Linked DNA regions of Mus musculus: region 2 is linked to region 1. Evidence: chromatin loops called from intact Hi-C (ENCODE). Cell type or tissue: left cerebral cortex. All regions are shown on one strand. Each heading gives the region's core, and the rest is flanking DNA. Links, peaks and the distances in the headings are about the cores only.

Region 1 (9,152 bases), core at 2,315-7,314:
AAGCCAGGCCTTATTGGTTTTATGGCTGGGCTCTTTCCTGCACTTCTGGAACAGAAAATTCCCATGTTGCCATCTGTTACCAGGGTTGGAAACTGCTTCATTCACTTTAGAAAATTAGCCTCAAAGCCAGACACTGGGAGCTCATGCCTCTAACACCAGCTCTCGGGGGACTGGGGCGAAGGGACTGCTGCAATCCTAAGACCAGCCCGGGTTACAGAATAAGTTGAGTCTCAGTGCAAAACCTTGTTTTAAAAAACAATTAATAAAAATAATTTTTAAAATACTTTAGCTTAGCCGGGTGTGGTGGCGCACGCCTTTAATCCCAGCACTCGGGAGGCAGAGGCAGGCGGATTTCTGAGTTCGAGGCCAGCCTGGTCTACAAAGTGAGTTCCAGGACAGCCAGGGCTACACAGAGAAACCCTGTCTCGAAAAACAAAAAACAAAAAACAAAACAAAACAAAAAAAAACCACTTAGCTTTTAAAACAAACAAACAAACAAAACCAGAACACAACCATAGTGTTACAAGAATATTACGGGAAATTCCTAAACAGACTGTTAATAAGGGAATCAAACGAACATAGCTACAACGACTAGGCAGGGGAGGCAGAAACAGGAGGATCACGGGGGCCTGCTGGCCCACAGCCTAACATCCTTGGTGAGCTCTAGGTCTCAAAACAAAAACACAGATGATGGCACCTGAGAAATGACACTTGTGATTGACCTCTGGTGACCACAAGTATTCATACACATGAGCACACACATACATTCACACATACATAAAAAAACACCAACTCGAGCCGGGCGTGGTGGCGCACACCTTTAATTCCAGCACTTGGGAGGCAGAGACGGGTGGATTTCTGAGTTCGAGGCCAACCTGGTCTACAGAGTGCGTTCCAGGACAGCCAGGACTACACAGAGAAACCCTGTCTCGAAAAACAAAAACAAAACAAAACAAAACAAAACAAAACAAAACAAAACAAAACAAAAACACCAACTCAAATGACAAAACAACTAAGACAGAGGCATGTCCCTGGTTCTAAACAATCCTCCACCATGCTGCTCTATGTCCAGCGGAAAGGACCAGAGCATAGGAGGAGCTAACCTTCCCAGGCAGCCCAGCAAGAAGGATGGGCTCCGAAGGAAAAGCCTCAAGCTGTACCTAAGCTTCAACACTCCCCACCCCGGGTCTCACTTAGGCTAAGTCCATTTTCAAAAAATATTTCTACACAGTAGGAGAAAAAGGAGCCTTTCTTTCCACAGCAGTTGGCTGCCACATATGGTACTGCTCTGAATAGAGGCTTTATGAGGAAGGGTCTACAGCCCGCAGGCGTGGGCTATGCCACTGGCCACAAACAGCAAGGAACAGGCCTCAGGATTTATATGTCCGGCCAGCAGAGGTGCCTGAGATAATTCAGATGGAGCTGCTGTCACATCCCTAGGAGACACAGGGCGCCTTCTGTATTCCTATCCCAAACCCAGAACTCACACTCACATGCACACAGCTCCTTTGTTCTGTTCTGGGGCTCAGACAAGAAAAGCACTGATTTCAGCTGGAGGTATGTCTCCTGAGTGAGAGAGTGGGTAGGATAGCCTCCCTCCCTGAAGAAGAACTAGGGGACACGGTCCTGCATCCTACAGCCCTGGACCAAGCATGCTGAAGTTAGCCTTCCTTAAACTCCACAGATGGTCTCTAAGGGGCAGAGGCACTGTGGCCAAGCCCAGGACTGGTTGCATACCCTCCCTGACTAGAGGTGAATCATACATACTTTTGCCGCCATTGTTCTTCAGGACATTGGAGAGGTTGACAGAGGCAGTGCCCAGTAGTTCATTCCTCAAGGTATGACAGCTCCAGACCTTCAGATCCAAATGACTCTGGGCTGTGACATTCCTGGAAAACAAGTAAGTGACTCATCACAGCCTCGCCGGGGAGCAGCTACCCCTCTAACATGAACAGGCTGCTGAAAGCTACCCTGCTGATATCTTACAGGGGACAAAACAGGAAGACAGTCACATACACACCTCACACGCTGACCTGTAACCCCTAGCTAATAATGAGTGTCTGTGAGCTCAATGACATACAGACACCTAAAGAGGAGCACCATGGGGGCCAAGGGCAGCAGAGTCTGCACCCCAGCCCCCCCTCCCCACCTCCTGCATTCCACCAGTGACAGCCTTACAGAACGATGATTTCATTCCAGAGCAGTTCAGAGCTCCCGATGCGCTTCCCCGTCTTCTTGGTCTCGCTGGGGAGTCCATCCACTGCCACCTCCACGTAGGAGTTGATTCTGGGCTGGCGGTTGTGCACCTTGGGCTTTGCTGACACCACTGGATGGCACAGAAAGGATAGGCAGATGAGTTAAAGGGTCCCATGCGCCCCTTGGGGCAGGTGCTCCTTTTGGTTATTTCCCTTTGAAAAGATTTTTTTTTTTTTTTTTTTTTTTTGGTTTGGTTTGGTTTGGTTTGTCCTCTTTTAAAAAAAAAAATTAAAACTTTTGAAAACTGACATGGTGATAGCTCGTGCCTGAGGAATGACACCCAAGGTTGACCACTGACCAAAATATCATGTGCACACAAACACATACGTACAAAATGAATGTTTTTGAACAAGAAATAAAAAGGGGTATAAACTAAACAAAGAAGCAAAAAAAGCATGTGTGTACAAGAGTCTGAACTATGAAGGGAGAAAGATCGCTCCCAACCCAAAAGCACATGAGATAGCAAAGTGCTTTGCTCACTGGCCTGTTCCCCAGTCCCCCAAATCAACTTTTAAATGACTGTCACAAAGTCCGCTGCACGGCTCTGCTAACTTTTTACACTGCTGAGATGACGGCTTATAGTCCTTTGCTCTGGGACAGTCAGCACAAGCGGGGCTCCTCAGAGCAGCTGAGCCTCCTTTAAGGTTTGGGAGCGTCGTCTTCGGGGTTCTGGACACCCTCGGGGACTCCCTGCACTGCCTCTGAGCATCTCCATTTGGCCACACTGCAAAGTGCAGTGCTGCTTCCTCACTTTTGGCAAACCATTTTTTTAGAAATAAAATCAATCACTAAGTCTCAATCAAGAGTTACCGCGGACGCTGCAAGGCACACATCATATGGAGCCCCCAACTCATGAAGCGGGAATATCCTGTCTCCCTGACTGTACCCAGGAGGAAACAAGGCTGGGATGGGGACATACGCCTGCAATCCCAGCAGCTGAGGAAGAACAGGAGTGCTGCAGGTTCAAGGCTGGCCTGGTCTACACAAGGCGTTTCAGGCCGGACAGAGCTAGTCACAAAAATCGAAACAAAAAAGCCAGGCAAAGTCCCTCATGCCTGTAATCCCACTGACTGGAGAGACTGGAATAAATGAATCATCTGACTACAGAGTGAGTTCTAGGTCAGGCTGGCCAGAGTGTATGGGGGAGGGAGGCTCACGCCAATTATATAGAGGGAGCTCTGCCCCAGCACGTGCCCCAGCAACCTGACTCCATCCCAGCTGTATACTATTCCTGGGCTCTGCTTATTTGTTCTGCGGCTCTTCTTCATGTAGCAATAAGGCTGAACACACTCTATGGTGGTCAGCCACTGTAGCCTGTTCTGTTTACAGCCCTCATGTGTGTCTGTCTGTGGGTCTGCCTGTCTGCCTGTCTGTCTGTCTCTGTCTCTGTCTCTGCTCTCGTTTTGGTTTAGTCTGGTTTCTTTCCTGGTTGTAAATAGCAGCACCTCACTGTTACAGCACAGGCTGACTTGAACCTACTACTCAGCCATAAATGGCCTCTGTCTCCCTGGCACTGAGATTACAGACATACGTCACTATTCCTAGCACACAGCAGCACTTGTCATAGTCATTTATCACCAACAGACTGGTACAAATCCATGGAGCGTAAAGACAACAAACACCATCTTCCATGGGACACCTATCCCATAGCATTCATGACCCATAGTGGGAAAGGCAGGTCTATCAGAGGGAACACATCTACATGTCCACCCTGTGCCCAAGGCAGAGGCTATAACTGGTGTTCCTCACCCCCAGTAACAAGCCTAACCTCCCCTGCAGTCCCTTCTATTGAGGAAGTAAAGCCCCTTCCCAGATCCTTTGGGGAGGTGACAAGTCCTACAAAGGTCTACAACTTGACAAACAACAGTCACCCCCTGGGTTCTATGAAGCAGTAACTACTCCAAAACCCAAAAGCTACAGTAGGGAGAAATCAAGAAACAAAACAAAAAACATTTAGGGCTAACAAGCAACAGGGATGGGGCTGAGAATAGAGGTTTGTCACAGACATGAGACCTAAGTGGAAAATGTACCGCTTTGCACGTACATCAAGGCTAGCTGACGCCATCTTGTGGTGAGACAGGAGCACTGCATACCTTAACTTTTAAAAACAGGAACATGTTTCATTCAGTCCTAGAAAATCTCCCTAAAATCAACAAGTTCCTGCCAGGCCTGGAGGCATACACCTTTAGTTCTGGAACACAGGAGGCAGAGCCATGTGGATTTCTGTGAGTTCAAAGCCAGTCTAGTCTACACAGTGAATTTCAGGCTACCTCGGCAGGACTACACTGTGAGACCCTGCAGATGGCTCAGGGGTTATGAACATATCACTCTCACAAAGGACCTGAATCCAGACCCCAGCACCCACAAAGCAGCTCACAGCCATCTGTAGTTCCAGTTCCAGGGAACTGATGCTGTCTTCCAGTCTCCACAGGTGCCATTCATGCATGTAGTAAACATACAGATATGCAGGAAAACACGCATACCTATAAAATACAAAGAAATCTTGGGGAGGGGCTGGAGAGATGCCTTGGCGGTTAAGAGCACTGACTGCTCTTCCAAAGGTCCTGAGTTCAAATCCCAGCAACCACATGATGGCTCGCAACCATCCATAATAAGATCTGACGCCCTCTTCTGGGGTGTCTGAGGACAGCTGCAGTGTACTTACATATAATAAATAAATAAAATCTTTAAAAAAAAAAAAAAAAAAGAAAGAAATCTTGGGGAGAAAATGAAATTCAATTTCTTTACTTCACAGCTGGGCCATCTAAGTTCAGGGAGCCAAATTAACTTCCCTGCAATCAAAGTTAGTGAAAAGCAGGTCTGAGGCAGGAACCAACTCTCCCCAAGTCAATGCTCTCAGCTCTCTCCAGACAGGCTTTTCCTCTTGTCCTGATTTGGTTTTAGATCGGGCTTTTGTACTCTAGCTTCTTCCCTGGTTTGGTTTGGTTTAGTTTGGTTGGTTTGGTTTGGTTGGTTTGGTTTGGTTGGTTTGGTTTGGTTGGTTTAGTTTGGTTGGTTTGGTTTGGTTTAGTTTGGTTGGTTTGTTTGGTTGGTTTGGTTTGGTTTGGTTTGGTTGGTTTGGTTTGGTTGGTTTGGTTTGGTTTGGTTGGTTTGGTTGGTTTGGTTTGGTTGGTTTGGTTTGGTTTGGTTTGGTTTGGTTGGTTTGGTTTGGTTTGGTTTGGTTGGTTTGGTTTGGTTTGGTTGGTTTGGTTTGGTTGGTTTGGTTTGGTTGGTTTGGTTTGGTTGGTTTGGTTTGGTTGGTTTAGTTTGGTTGGTTTGGTTTGGTTGGTTTGGTTTGGTTGGTTTGGTTTGGTTGGTTTGGTTTGGTTGGTTTGTTGGTTGGTACAGTTTGGTGTGAGACAGGGTATCACATATCCCAAGCTGGCCTCCAACTGTCTATGTAGCTAAGGATGACTTTGAACTTCTAATCCTCCTCCATCTCTGGAGTTCTGGGATGATGGGCACACACCACAACACCCGTTTATTCAGGAGCACTGAGCCCAGTCCTATTCGTGCATGCTAGGCAAACTCTAACAACTAAGCTACATTCCCCAAGTCAAACTGGCAAAACTCTGAGGCCTTAGGCTCATTCCCCAAGTACCTTTAATAGAAGTACGCAGATGTTGAGCAATGACAACCTTAAAGAAAAGAACAAACTGGGGGAGACAGATGTGAGGAACTTAGTGGGGAAGGCCTCACTGAAGGGTGACAAAATGTGTAAAGAACAAAGCAAGCTAAAAGCATTTCACTCAGATGGCCAGGGCAATGGCCCAGAGTCAGCGTGTGGGGAGGCCAGAACGGCTCAGGACACGAATGCAGAGGGAAGAGGACATGCATGAGAAAACAGTGCTCATCAGCGTTGACGCTGAAATGCAGAGATGCGGCTTACACTTTAACAAGACTGCTGGGTGCTGTGCAACCACAGCACCAGGAAAGAAGACAAAGGGCAGAATCAGAAAGGCAGGTCTAGGACCTTACTCCAGAACTGAGTGCTGCGGCCAGGGCGGACAACAGGACTGGGGAGGAGTGCTAAATACCAGGCGCTGGCTTCACTGCCAGGCCAACATGAGCGATGAGAAGAAGGCAGAAGCACGGTAACAGACCTGGACACTTTCTGTGAATACTGGGAGTTCCAGGAAAGGTCTAGGCTACAGACACCAATCTGAGAGTGACCTTTTACTGAAGGCATTTAAAGCTATGAGGCTGGATGCGATCACCTAGAGCATTAATGTACAGAGGGGGAGCCCTGGGCACAAAGGAATCAACCATCTCTGAGCATTTTAGCCAAAAGGTCTACTTTCCCCACAGCCCCGTTATTTGCTTTCTTTTCCAAGAACTCTAGTTATAGAGTGATAATCTTCTGAGACAAATGCTACATTCCTGAATTGTTTCAGAACACCTGACTCTCCAGACAGATGTGCCTCAAATACTTCAGGCAATGACGCTCACCTTTCAGGGTAAGCTGGGACTTCTCAAAAGGCAGGGCCACTCCTGCCCGGCTGGAGCTGGCAGATGCCATGTCATCACAATGGAACTGCAAAGGAAGCAGAGTGGCAGGGTTAGTCAGCGGCTGAGGAGGAAACTGAAGAGCCCAACCCAAAGAGCTGGGGAAATGGCTCAGTGCTTAAGAACGCTTGTGATCCTTGCAGAGGACCTGGGTTCAACTCCCAGCACCCACACAGCACTTCTCAACCATCTGTAACTCCAGTTCTAAGGAGCCTGATGCCTTCTTCTCAGCTCCAAGGGCATCAGGCATGCATATGGAATGCAGACATAGATGCAGACAAAATACTCACACACATAAAATTAAATAAATAAATATTAAAAATAAATAAATTTTAAAATTTAAAAGGAGCCGGGCGTGGTGGCTCATGCCTTTAATCCCAGCACTAGGGAGGCAGAGGCAGGTGGATTTCTGAGTTTGAGGCCATCCTGGTCTACAAAGTGAGTTCCAGGACAGCCAGAGCTATACAGAGAAACCCTGTCTCAAAAAACAAAAAACAAAACAAAAAAAAAAAAAATGTAAAAGGAGACCTCAATCCCAGGACAGGTATGGTGATCCATGCCTGCAATCTGTATGACAGCACAAGTTTATAATCCCAGGGCTTGAAAGGTGGAGGCCGTAGACGGGCAAGGTCATTCTCAGCTGTAGAGTGAGTTCAAGGCCTGCACAGTCTACATAGTAAGTTCCAGAACAGCCAGGACTACATATAGACATCTTGTCTCCAAAAATATAAATAAATAAATAAATAAATAAATAAATAAATAAACAGACAGACAGACAGACAGACAACTAAGCCAGTTTTTTATGGGTCATTGAACCTAAAGATCTGATTGAACATCTCTCCAGTGATGCCAAATGGCTAAACAAGCCATGCAAAGTTGTCTGATAGCACTTGACAGGTGTCTGCCACTCATGCGGTTAAACGCAGAAGTTCATCTAAAACAGAATTCTTATACTCAAATGTGATCTTTGGAATATTATCAGGTTTCATTTAGAAAATATTGGTTCCTTGAGCTGTGTGGATATTCTAAACCTTAACACATTTCATTATACAACTTTAAAAAATCACATTTGTCAATGTGCTCGGTGATCTCACCAGACGGGCCTCCAAACAGCAGAAAGCTGTCAAGCCTGTCGTGGTAGAGTGGCCCAAAATTCTAATTTTCTTGTAAGAACGATTTTGTTACTGGCAACAAACACTGTCAGTTATTTTCCTCAGAGTGTCAGGTTTGCTTCATTCAGTTTGAAGAAAATGTCTGCCAATTTCACAAATCTAATAACTCCAACTTGCTTCTCAGTTGTTTGCTAAAGGAAAAATCATATTTCACGGGGAAAAAAGCAACAACCCTGCTCTAGATTCAAGGACTGCTCGAGTACTTGCCTTCAGCGGCACGCGGCATGTGCACACTCCAAAGGGGAGGCTATGAAAACACAATCAAGAGTCAGATGGGCTGGCAAGATGGCTCAGTGGCGATGACACGTCACACAAGCCTGGAAAGCTGACTTCAATCTATAGAGCTGAACACACACAGTGGAAGGAGAAAACCGGCTCCACAGAGATGTCTCCTGGCCTCTGATGACCACAAACGCCATGGCACTTGCATCTCCCTACCCCTTACACACACACACACACACACACACACACACACACACACAAAGTACATAGGGACAATAATAATAAATAGGAGCTGAAGATGGCTCAGCTGTTCAGAGCATATACTACTCCTTTAGAGGGCCTGAATTTAGTGCCCACACAAATATCAAGCAACTCACAACTCCATATAACTCCAACTCCAGGGGATCCCACACGCAGTGGCCCCTTCAGGCACCTGCACAAGCATGCATAGACACACACATGAATGCAAACTTTTAAAATATAAAAATACAACAAGTTCTCACTTGTGTTGTTTGTTTTCTGAGACACAGTGTCACTATGTAGCACTGGCTTTCCTGACATGCTCTTGTAGACCAGGCTGGCCTCTTACTCACAGAGATCCTCCTGTCTCAGCCTCCTGAGTGCTGGGAGCAAGTTATGCACCACACAGGCAGCTCCTTCAAGGATTGTGAACTGAAGTGTTCTCCCAAGACTGTGTGTGACAAAGAACGTGAAGACAACAGCCCTTGTGGCCACAGCACCAATGGTGTCTTGGCTGCAGCACCTTCAATGCAAGCGTGACCACAGTGAGACATGAGTGACAGGTGGGTTTTGCTAACTGTGAAACTGCTGCCATTAAAGCATTACGCCGCAGCTGAGCACTGTGGTATGTATATATAATCCCAGAGCTTGAAAGACAGGAGGAACACTGAGTTCAGTATGGGCTACACAGTAGGACTCAGCCTCTAAAACACTGTAAGGGCTGCATGTCGTAGCACACACCTGTAATTCCAGCAG
Region 2 (9,152 bases), core at 1,991-6,990, 56 kb before region 1:
TACAGGCATGCAACACTATGCCCTGGGCATGCAGTTCTGGGGACTGAACCAGGAGCTTGTGCAGGCTACATAAGCACTCTACTGCCTGTGTCACATCCCTGCCAACACTTTACTTTCTACCCTATGTTCTTGCCAATCTCTTTCACAGCCCTGTTCCCCAGATGGTCTCCACTCCACTGCTGTCCAGACTGGCCATTGCTTGTACAGATTCCACAGTGCCTGTGGCCTCAGTTGTGCAACCCAGAGCTCCTGATGTGTTAACATCTTTGGGACTTGGCTGAGGTGTGTTTTCAACTCTTTTTGTTTTGGTTTGGTGTTTGGTTTTTGAGAGAGGGTTTCTCTGTATAGACTGGCTATCCTGGAACTCACTCTGTGGACCAGGACAGCCTCAAGCCTGCAGAGATCCCCTTGCCTCTGGCTCCAGAGTATTGGGTTGAAGGCACATACCACCCCTCGAGTTTCCAACTTTTTTTTTTTTTTGGTTTTTCGAGACAGGGTTTCTCTGTGTAGCCCTGGCTGTCCTGGAACTCACTTTGTAGACCAGGCTGGCCTCGAACTCAGAAATCCGCCTGCCTCTGCCTCCCGAGTGCTGGGATTAAAGGCGTGCACCACCACGCCCGGCTTGAGTTTCCAACTTTTACTGAAGGATCAGAAGGCGGAGCTGTGTCTTGGCTTCTACTTTACACTGTCCAGGAAACAGTTTGATAAATACTTGTTCAATACATATGCACTCGCCAAATCTAAAATTTAAAAAAGACTGTAGAAATAAATCACCTGATATTTGTATAACATTACCACTTAAAAATATCTGGGTGAGCCAGGCGTGGCGGCACATGCCTTTAATCCCAGCACTTGGGAGGCAGAGGCAGGCGGATTTCTGAGTTTGAGGCCAGCCTGGTCTACAGAGTGAGCTCCAGGACAGCCAGGGCTATACAGAGAAACCCTGTCTCGAAAAACCAAAACCAAAACAAAACAAAACAAAACCTGGGTGTAGGGGAGGGTATAGGGGACTTTAGGGATAGCATTTGAAATGTATTTATTTATTTATTATATGTAAGTACACTGTAGCTGTCTTCTGACACTCCAGATGAGGGAGTCAGATCTCATTACAGATGGTTGTGAGCCACCATGTGGTTGCTGGGATTTGAACTCAGGACCTTTGGAAGAGCAGTCGGTGCTCTTAACTGCTGAGCCATCTCTCTAGCCCCCAGCATTTGAAATGTAAATGAAGAAAATACCTAATAAAAAATTGGAAAAAGAAAAAAAATCAAAAAAAATCTGGGTCTAGCTGGGTAGTGGTGGTGCACGCCTTTAATCCCAGCACTCGGGAGGCAGAGGTAGGTGGATTTCTGAGTTCGAGGCCAGCCTGGTCTACAAAGTGAGTTCCAGGACAGCCAGGGCTACACAGAGAAACCCCATCTCAGAAAAAAAAAAAAATAATAATAATAAAATAAAATCTGGGTATGCTCTGTTGTTATTTAGCTTTTGTTTGTTCACTGTTTGAGATGGCGTAGAACCTATGTAGCCAAACTAGCCTGAACTCATGATCTTCCTGCTTCAGCCTGCGTATGAGTGCTGTATGCATCTTTATAAAAAAAGATGGCAGGATGGTGGGTCCTTACCCCATGTCCCCTAGTATTACTCTTTTATATAACCATGGCACATTTGACAAATTAAAAAAAAAAAAAAAAAAAAAAAGGAAAAAAATCTGCCCAGTACTATTAACTAAACTCCAGATTTATTTGACTCTCACTAGCATTTCCACTAAGTCGCTTTTTCTGTTCTAGGATCCAATCCAGGATCCCTCATTGCCTTTAGCAAGTACACTTTTATTAGTTCATTTCTCATTCCAACAGCCCATGAGGAAAATGTTATTCTCACTTCACCAAGCAGTAAGATGCAGAACCGCTGTTCAAACCCAGAGTATTGTGAGGAGGAAATAATGGAAAGAAGGAAATAAAGAGTGCTTGGACATTCATGTCCAAGGAGGAGTAGAGGAGCCAGGGCAGTGGGGTGGGGGAGATACCAGGGCAGGGGGGTGGGGGAGGTACCAGGGCAGTGGGGTGGGGGAGGTACCAGGGCAGTGGGGTGGGGGAGGTACCAGGGCAGTGGGGTGGGGGAGGTACCAGGGCAGTGGGGTGGGGGAGGTACCAGGGCAGTGGGGTGGGGGAGGTACCAGGGCATGGGGGTGGGGGAGGTACCAGGGCAGTGGGGTGGGGGAGGTACCAGGGGATGGGGGTGGGGGAGGCACCAGGGCAGGGAGGTGGGGGAGGTACCAGGGCAGGGGGGTGGGGGAGGTACCAGGGCAGGGGGGTGGGGGAGGTACCAGGGCAGGGAGGTGGGGGAGGTACCAGGGCAGGGGGGTGGGGGAGGTACCAGGGCAGGAGGGTGGGGGAGGTACCAGGGCAGGGAGGTAGGGGAGGTACCAGGGCAGGGAGGTGGGGGAGGTACCAGGGCAGGGGGGTGGGGGAGGTACCAGGGCAGGGGGTGAGGGAGGCACCAGGGCACTGGTTTCTGTAACCGTGAGTGTTCCAGAAAGCTCCTCTGTGATGTTGGTTAAACACTTCAATTTTATGAATCACATTTACTCAAGGATAGGAAACCCTTTGGCCAAGAAAAAGAATCAGGAATTGGACATCTTTTTCTTAATCCCAGGCAAGCCAGCCTACCAATTGATGAGCTCCAAATTCAAAGAGAAAAGGAGGGAGGAGATCTTGTTTCAGAATAAGGTGAAGAGCAACTGAAGAGCATGCTCAACAGTGATGTCTGGCCTATACACAAAGGCACATGCACTTACACACATGCATTTACCTGTACACACCTTGAACACATACATGAAATCACACATACATATGCACAGAATTTTGTTTTAAAGTAGGGGTAGAGAACACCTGAGTTTTGTTCCCAGCACCTACATCAGATGCCTCCAGCACATCCCCACACATAGACACATGATTAAAAATGATAAAAATAGATGGGGTGGTGGGACAGCCCCACTTGGGAGGCACAGTGAGTCTCTCTGGGTTTGAGGCCAGCCTGGTCTACATATTATGTTCCAGGCTAGCCAGAGGGTATCATAGTGATACCCTCTCTTAAAAACAACAACAATGGACCTTTTTTTTTTTTTTTTTGAGACAGGGTTTCTCTGTGTAGCCCTGGCTGTCCTGGAACTCACTTTGTAGACCAGGCTGGCCTCGAACTCAGAAATCCACCTGCCTCTGCCTCCCAAGTGTTGGGATTAAAGGCATGCTCCACCACAGCCCGGCAACAATGGATCTTTAAGCAAAAAGAAACAGTAAGGTTGCATGAGCTAAAGGGGAACGGGTGGTAAAGGTATTATCCTTCAGTTCCTGGCTGATGGTAGGATTAGATCTTAATTAGATGAAGGAGATTAATAGAACTCCCACTTCTAGCATGCCTCTAAAAATTTAAAGTCCAGAGTTTGTTTTGAGAAATCTATGAATTTTCAAGGAGAACAAGTGACAAGGCAGAGCTAGCCCTTTTACACTTCAGGAAAGATACTATGCTAGGGCTGGAGAGATGGCTCAGCAGTTAAGAGCACTGGCAGCCCTCCCAGAGAACCTGGGTTCAATTGTCAGCACACACATGGCAGCTCACAGCCATCTTTAACTCCAGTTCCAAGGCTTCTGATGGTCTGTAAAGAGGGCATCAGGCAGCCACGGGGTGAGAGACACATGCAGGCAAAACATCTAAATATATAAGATAAAACTTTTAAAAACACAATCCCAATAATCAAAATATATGGGACTCACTCAAAACAAATTCTCACGGTATAGAAGAAAGCAGTACGTGCTAAATTAAGTAAAAGTCACTGAAAAACTGCTCAATGACCACTCAGTGAGAACAGGATTCCAATGCAGAGAAAGAGTAACTTAGGCTGGGGTGCAGCTCACTGGTCAGTATGAGCATGAGGTCAAGAGTCCAATCCCCAACACCCAAACAAAAGAAAAAAAGACAGTAAGAATAGACCATTAGGTAGAACTTATTAATATTGATAGCCTTAAAAACTAGAACAGAACACTATTAACAAGGTTAGAGAAAAAAATCTCATATGCTGCTTTGTGAAATTTATATGCAGCTTTGGCCATATAAGCAATCTTTTTTAAAGGAAATTTATTTCCTTTTTATTGACTCCAGAATTGCACTTAAGAGCTATGAATAGTGGCCTGTGCATAGAGTCAGCTACTCAGGAGAAGGGCCCAGTGGGAGAACTACAGCCTAGGCATTCAAGGCCAGCTAAGATAACACAGCTACAACTGTTCCTTCAAAAATATGCTTCTATTTTTCCCCAGAACAAATCTGTATGCAAGGAGGAAAGCACGCCAGCAGAAATCCATGATTGTAACTGCAACATTTTCAAGACAGAGCAGGGGACATGCTCTATGTTCAAGGCCAGCCTGGTGACACAGTCTTCCGAGCTAGCTAGGGCTACACAACACCACTCATGTCTCAAACAAAGCAACACAAAAACAGGGAACTACGTAAGAGTTGAGGAAGAATAGTTAAATGATGGGTGTCTGTTAACTACTCTACAATTTATCATTTTAATTTGATTTCAGTTGGGATCTCATAGTCCTGGCTTCCCCTGAAATCAGTTTATGAGGGGCTCATGCACACTAGGCAAGCACTCTACCAACTGTAGACAAGCTACACTCCAGTCATGGAAACGGTTTAAAGTAGACAAGGGCTGGAGAAGAGAGAATGGCTTAGTATTGAGAGCGCTGTTTTTCTCCCTAGCGTCTTTTATGTGCGTACATATAACAAACACACAGCCAATAGGAAACTATTACATTGATCTTGCATGCCTGTGCAAACTCCATCAGGAGGCACAGCTGCATACTCTTCAGAGGACTAGAGTTCAGTTCCCAGCATCGACAGAGGACTCATAATCTCACAATCACCAGTAGCCCTTGGTCCAGGCGACCTGACACACCTTTCTGGACTGCTTGGGGTACATATGCATATACAGATAAGCACATGCCATTAATAAAAAACAAATCTTAGCTTGTTTGTTTGGGTTTTTTGTTTTTTTTGTTTTTTTGTTTTTTGTTTTTTGAGACAGAGTTTCTCTGTGTAGCCCTGGCTGTCCTGAAACTTTCTTTTGAGTCCAAACTGGCCATGAACTCAAGAGATCTACCTGCCTCTGCCTCCCAAGTGCTGGGATTAAAGGGGTGCACCACCACCACTGGCTAATAGAAACAAACGCTCTTAAAAGTAGACAAGAAGACACACAGATAAATGGAAGCATGGATTAAGTGAAACAAAAACAAATATGCATGCCTCATAATTAAATTACTCATACATATAAAAGCTATGTGCTGGGCGCCACCCTCACACTGGGTGCCCCTCCCAGCCCTTCATATGTTTTATATGGCTTAGTCCTTAAAACAGCTTACAGTACACACTCTGGCCCTAATTTACAAACAAGGAAATAAAGTGCTAGCCTGTAAGTCACTGCATCTTAAACACACACTACATATAGGAGTGCAGAGCCCAGCACAGCCTGTATAACACTGTGCATGGAAATTACATTGAAGGGAGCTGTAGCAGATGGAAATCTGGGGTGAAATTGTCAATGAAAATTAGACAGTAAATCAAGGTGCACACATCCCAGTGAGGCGCGGAATCATCAGTCTATTTCTTAGACCACCACTCCTAAAACTTAGAAACATGGCGTTGATACAGACAGGCTGCCATTCACTCTCATTTTATAAAAATGATACTCTACAGTTGTAATAACATAAAAAGCCAGCTAGATCTGGGCTCTGGTTTTCCCCCTAAAGTCTTTTACATGCATAAGTACAATATACAGCCAATAGGAAGCTGTCCTATTAATCTCTATGCCTGTGAAATCTCTATGGGGGCACAGCTCCTACACTGCCATCCTAGAAGTGGTCCTCACAGGCCCACCAAGGAGGGCTGGAGACATCCTCACTCACACTCTGCCAAGGAGAGCCTCTGTCTGCCCACCCCGGAACAGCTCTAGCTTTCTGCCTTTTTTTTTTTTTTTAAGATTTTATTCATTTATTTATTTATTTATTCATTTATTTATTTATTTATTTATTTATTTATTTATTATCTGTAAGTACACTGTAGCTGTCTTCAGACACACCAGAAGAGGGCATCAGATCTCATTTTGGGTGGTTGTGAGCCACCATGTGGTTGCTGGGATTTGAACTTCGGACCTTCGGAAGAGCAGTCGGGTGCTCTTACCCACTGAGCCATCTCACCAGCCCCAGCTTTCTGCTTTTATACAATCCAGGCTGACAGTGAGCTTACGATGAACTGTCATCACTGCAGAAAGAGGAGAGAAAAGAGACAGAGGCAGAGATGAAAGGGAGAGGACTGGGAGAAAAAGGTCAGAGGGGCCTCCCCTCTAGAGCTAGAGGAAAAACAGAGGAAGACAGAGGCCGAGCAGAGAGAAGGCAGAAGGGAGGCAGAAGTCAGGAGAGGCATGGGCCTTTGTGTTTTAGCAGGCAGAAGCTGCCTTGAAGCTGGGTTTTAGGAATGGTTTAGGCATTCAGACACACTACCATAAAACATGTCCAAAGCAGTCTGGAGTTAAACACATGGCTTTTTAAAAGCACGGCTGGCACCTACTTCATAAGCTAGAACAAGATTTTCTGGAGATAAAGACAAGAAACAAAGGTCCCTAAAACTAAACATAAGCCAATAAAGGTTTGCTGATAGCCCAGAAGGCTGGAGAGGTGACTTAGTGGTTAAAACTCATACTCTTCTCACAGAGAACCTGGGTTCAGTTCCCAGCACCCACACCAGGAGACTTATAATCACCTGTAACTCTACCTTCTGGGGGGACCCAGTGCCCCTGAGCTCTTTCTATAAAAGCAGAGAGGGTGGAGGTTAGCCTGGCTATTCGCAGTGTACAAGAGATTTCAGGGTGTCCAGAAGGCTTCTCTACAAAAAACTTGCTTTCTAAGAAAAGCACGTTTGCTGCTACTCAGAAAACTACATATGGTTCTATGCAGCAGTCCTCAGGCACCTGTTTGCCATTCCTTTGTGCAGATTAGAAGGATCCCAGTACAGGGGAATTAGTTGCCTCCTGAGCACTGGGTAGGCAGAGAAAGTGGCCTCTGAGACCTCACATCTGTTGTCACTTTCACCCAGGAGGTTCCTTCAGGCGGGTCCCCAACGCCAAGCAGGACGCTAAGGGACGCCCCAGGCTCACACCTTACCCGCCATTCCTTGTACACAGTGAGGTAACTAGGCTACCTAAGCTACAGAAGAAGGCTCTCAAGCCCCACACAGTTTCCCGAGACCTGAAATCCACGACACAGCAAACCAAGTAGAGTGCCACTCTGCCAGTCTGTCACAGGCAAATAACAGTCACAGCAACAAGACTATGCGCTGCGTCTTCATGTCACAGGACTGCAATCACAAACAGGCATCCATAACAACCATCTCCATGTCACTCACTCCCAACTGGAATTATACTCCCCTATCTACATCTGGGGAAGCAAATGCCCACATCTCCTCCCACTGGCCCCAAAGTAAAGAGACAAATGAGCAAATGACCCCTTGTCACTAAAGACTTAACAGGCCTCAAAACCTTTAGAAAATGAATGTTTGCCTGACACCATCTCAGTGAGACAGCAATAAGATGAAAATGATCTACTTTGTAACAGGCCTTCCCTTCCTGAGTACCAGGAAGCAGAGCCAAGTGCAGATAAATCCCTGGGTGTGGATAGGACCGAGTGTCTCCTTTCTCGTGGTGTCCATGCTGGAATGGTGACAGCAGTATCTAGTGGGGACTCAACACTGTCAGGATCTCCACCCTCGGAATGCTGTTGCCTTTTCTCACTCGGGTCTTGGGGCAAACTCAAGTCTTTTCTTTTTCCCTAGTTGACATACTCCCTAAACTGGGTTGTTGTTTTTGTTTTTCCAAATTGGTCATTCATAAATAAGACACCTAAGGTTGGATGTGGCAGCCTTGGGGGAGTGGTAGGCACATCCCTATGAGCTGAGGTTCATCTGGTCTACATAGTAACTTCCAGGCCTGCCAGTGCTACAGAGTGAGACCCTGCCTCAAACAAACAAACAAACAAAACAACACCACCACAAGGGGACTGGAGGCCCAGCCCAGTGGTTAAGCATCTCCCAGAGGGTCTGGGTCCAGTTCTCAGCACCCACACTGGATGGCTCCTAAGCGCTTTAACTCTAGTTTGAGGAGCTATGACCCCCTCTTCTGGTCTCCAAGAGCACCTGTATGTGTGTAGTGCACATAAATGCCCTCAGGCACACACATACAAACTAAACGAAATATCTTTAGTTTAATCCAAATGAAATCCAATATTGATAAGAAATTAATTTTAAAAAAGCATACTTAAATTTTTTATCTGTACAAAGGAATATTTTGTTTTTCAGTTCTATTTTCTGAAAGAGAATTTCATGTATCCCAGGCTGCCTTTGAACTTGGTCATATGGCCAGGATGACCTTTGACTTCTGTTCCTCCTACCTCCTTCTCCCTCTGAGTGTTGGGATTATAGGCACGCATCCCTAAGCCAGTTTGATGAGGTGCTAAAGACTGAAGCCACAGTCTATCTCAGGCATGCTACCCAAACACTCTACCAACTGAGCTAAATCCCCAGACCCAAAAGACTATTTTAGGCATGCAAGGGAACATGGAGAATAACCTTAGCTGTCCAGAATAAGCCAAAGAGGCCAAAGAAAATGGGTCAATGGAATAAGCAGTGGACTCAAATGCACACAAGTGCTGGTGGCTTCTCTCAGTCCACTATATTGTGGCACAGAAGGCAATGCCCCAAGTGCAAACAGGACAGCAAGAGCATCCTGCTTTAGTGCAGGCTGCCGCTGTGTCATCACTCACCTGTGCCATTGGCTAAGCCACTGCTGCTAGAGTTCTTCACAGGCTGGCGGTGGCGGTTCCTAGCGCCAGGGCTTTGTTCACTGGCTGCTGTGGCTGTCCTGGCTGAGCCACCTGAGTGTCTGTGCGTCCTGGGGGTGCAGAGTAGAAAGCAAACCAACATAAGTCACTGTGAGAAAGAAAGACGCTTCCCCTCTCTTGCTATTTATTAGAAACAGGACCTGTAGCCACTCCAGCTTTTCACTTAATAGGCGCTGGCTCTGAGCAGAGACCCATGGAAGCTTCCTT

Evidence for each region. A loop is a pair of places that touch in the nucleus more often than their neighbours do. Peaks named below come from ENCODE experiments on the same cell type or tissue, not always from the same donor. Only the 100,000 strongest peaks of a DNase experiment are listed, where the experiment ranks them.
Region 2: it touches region 1 in a loop (2.0-fold over the local background); 8 of 42 quality-filtered maps call a loop at or near these places.

What each region holds. Positions count from the first base shown.
Region 1 is chr8:107,450,617-107,459,768 of GRCm38, reverse strand. It overlaps Wwp2 (WW domain containing E3 ubiquitin protein ligase 2), which reads right to left. Exons shown (of 24, transcript NM_025830.4): 2 at 6,706-6,790; 3 at 2,179-2,326; 4 at 1,768-1,889. The coding sequence starts at 6,775. Among named protein-coding and RNA genes, the nearest start is that of Gm39241, 5.9 kb to the right of the region's middle. In left cerebral cortex, for the core only: a CTCF peak has its summit at 4,327 (motif pointing left); a DNase peak (open chromatin) is centred at 4,311.
Region 2 is chr8:107,506,150-107,515,301 of GRCm38, reverse strand. It overlaps Wwp2 (WW domain containing E3 ubiquitin protein ligase 2), which reads right to left. Exons shown (of 24, transcript NM_025830.4): 7 at 8,868-8,995. Among named protein-coding and RNA genes, the nearest start is that of Gm51547, 5.0 kb to the right of the region's middle. In left cerebral cortex, for the core only: no CTCF peak of the experiment used is centred there; a DNase peak (open chromatin) is centred at 4,323.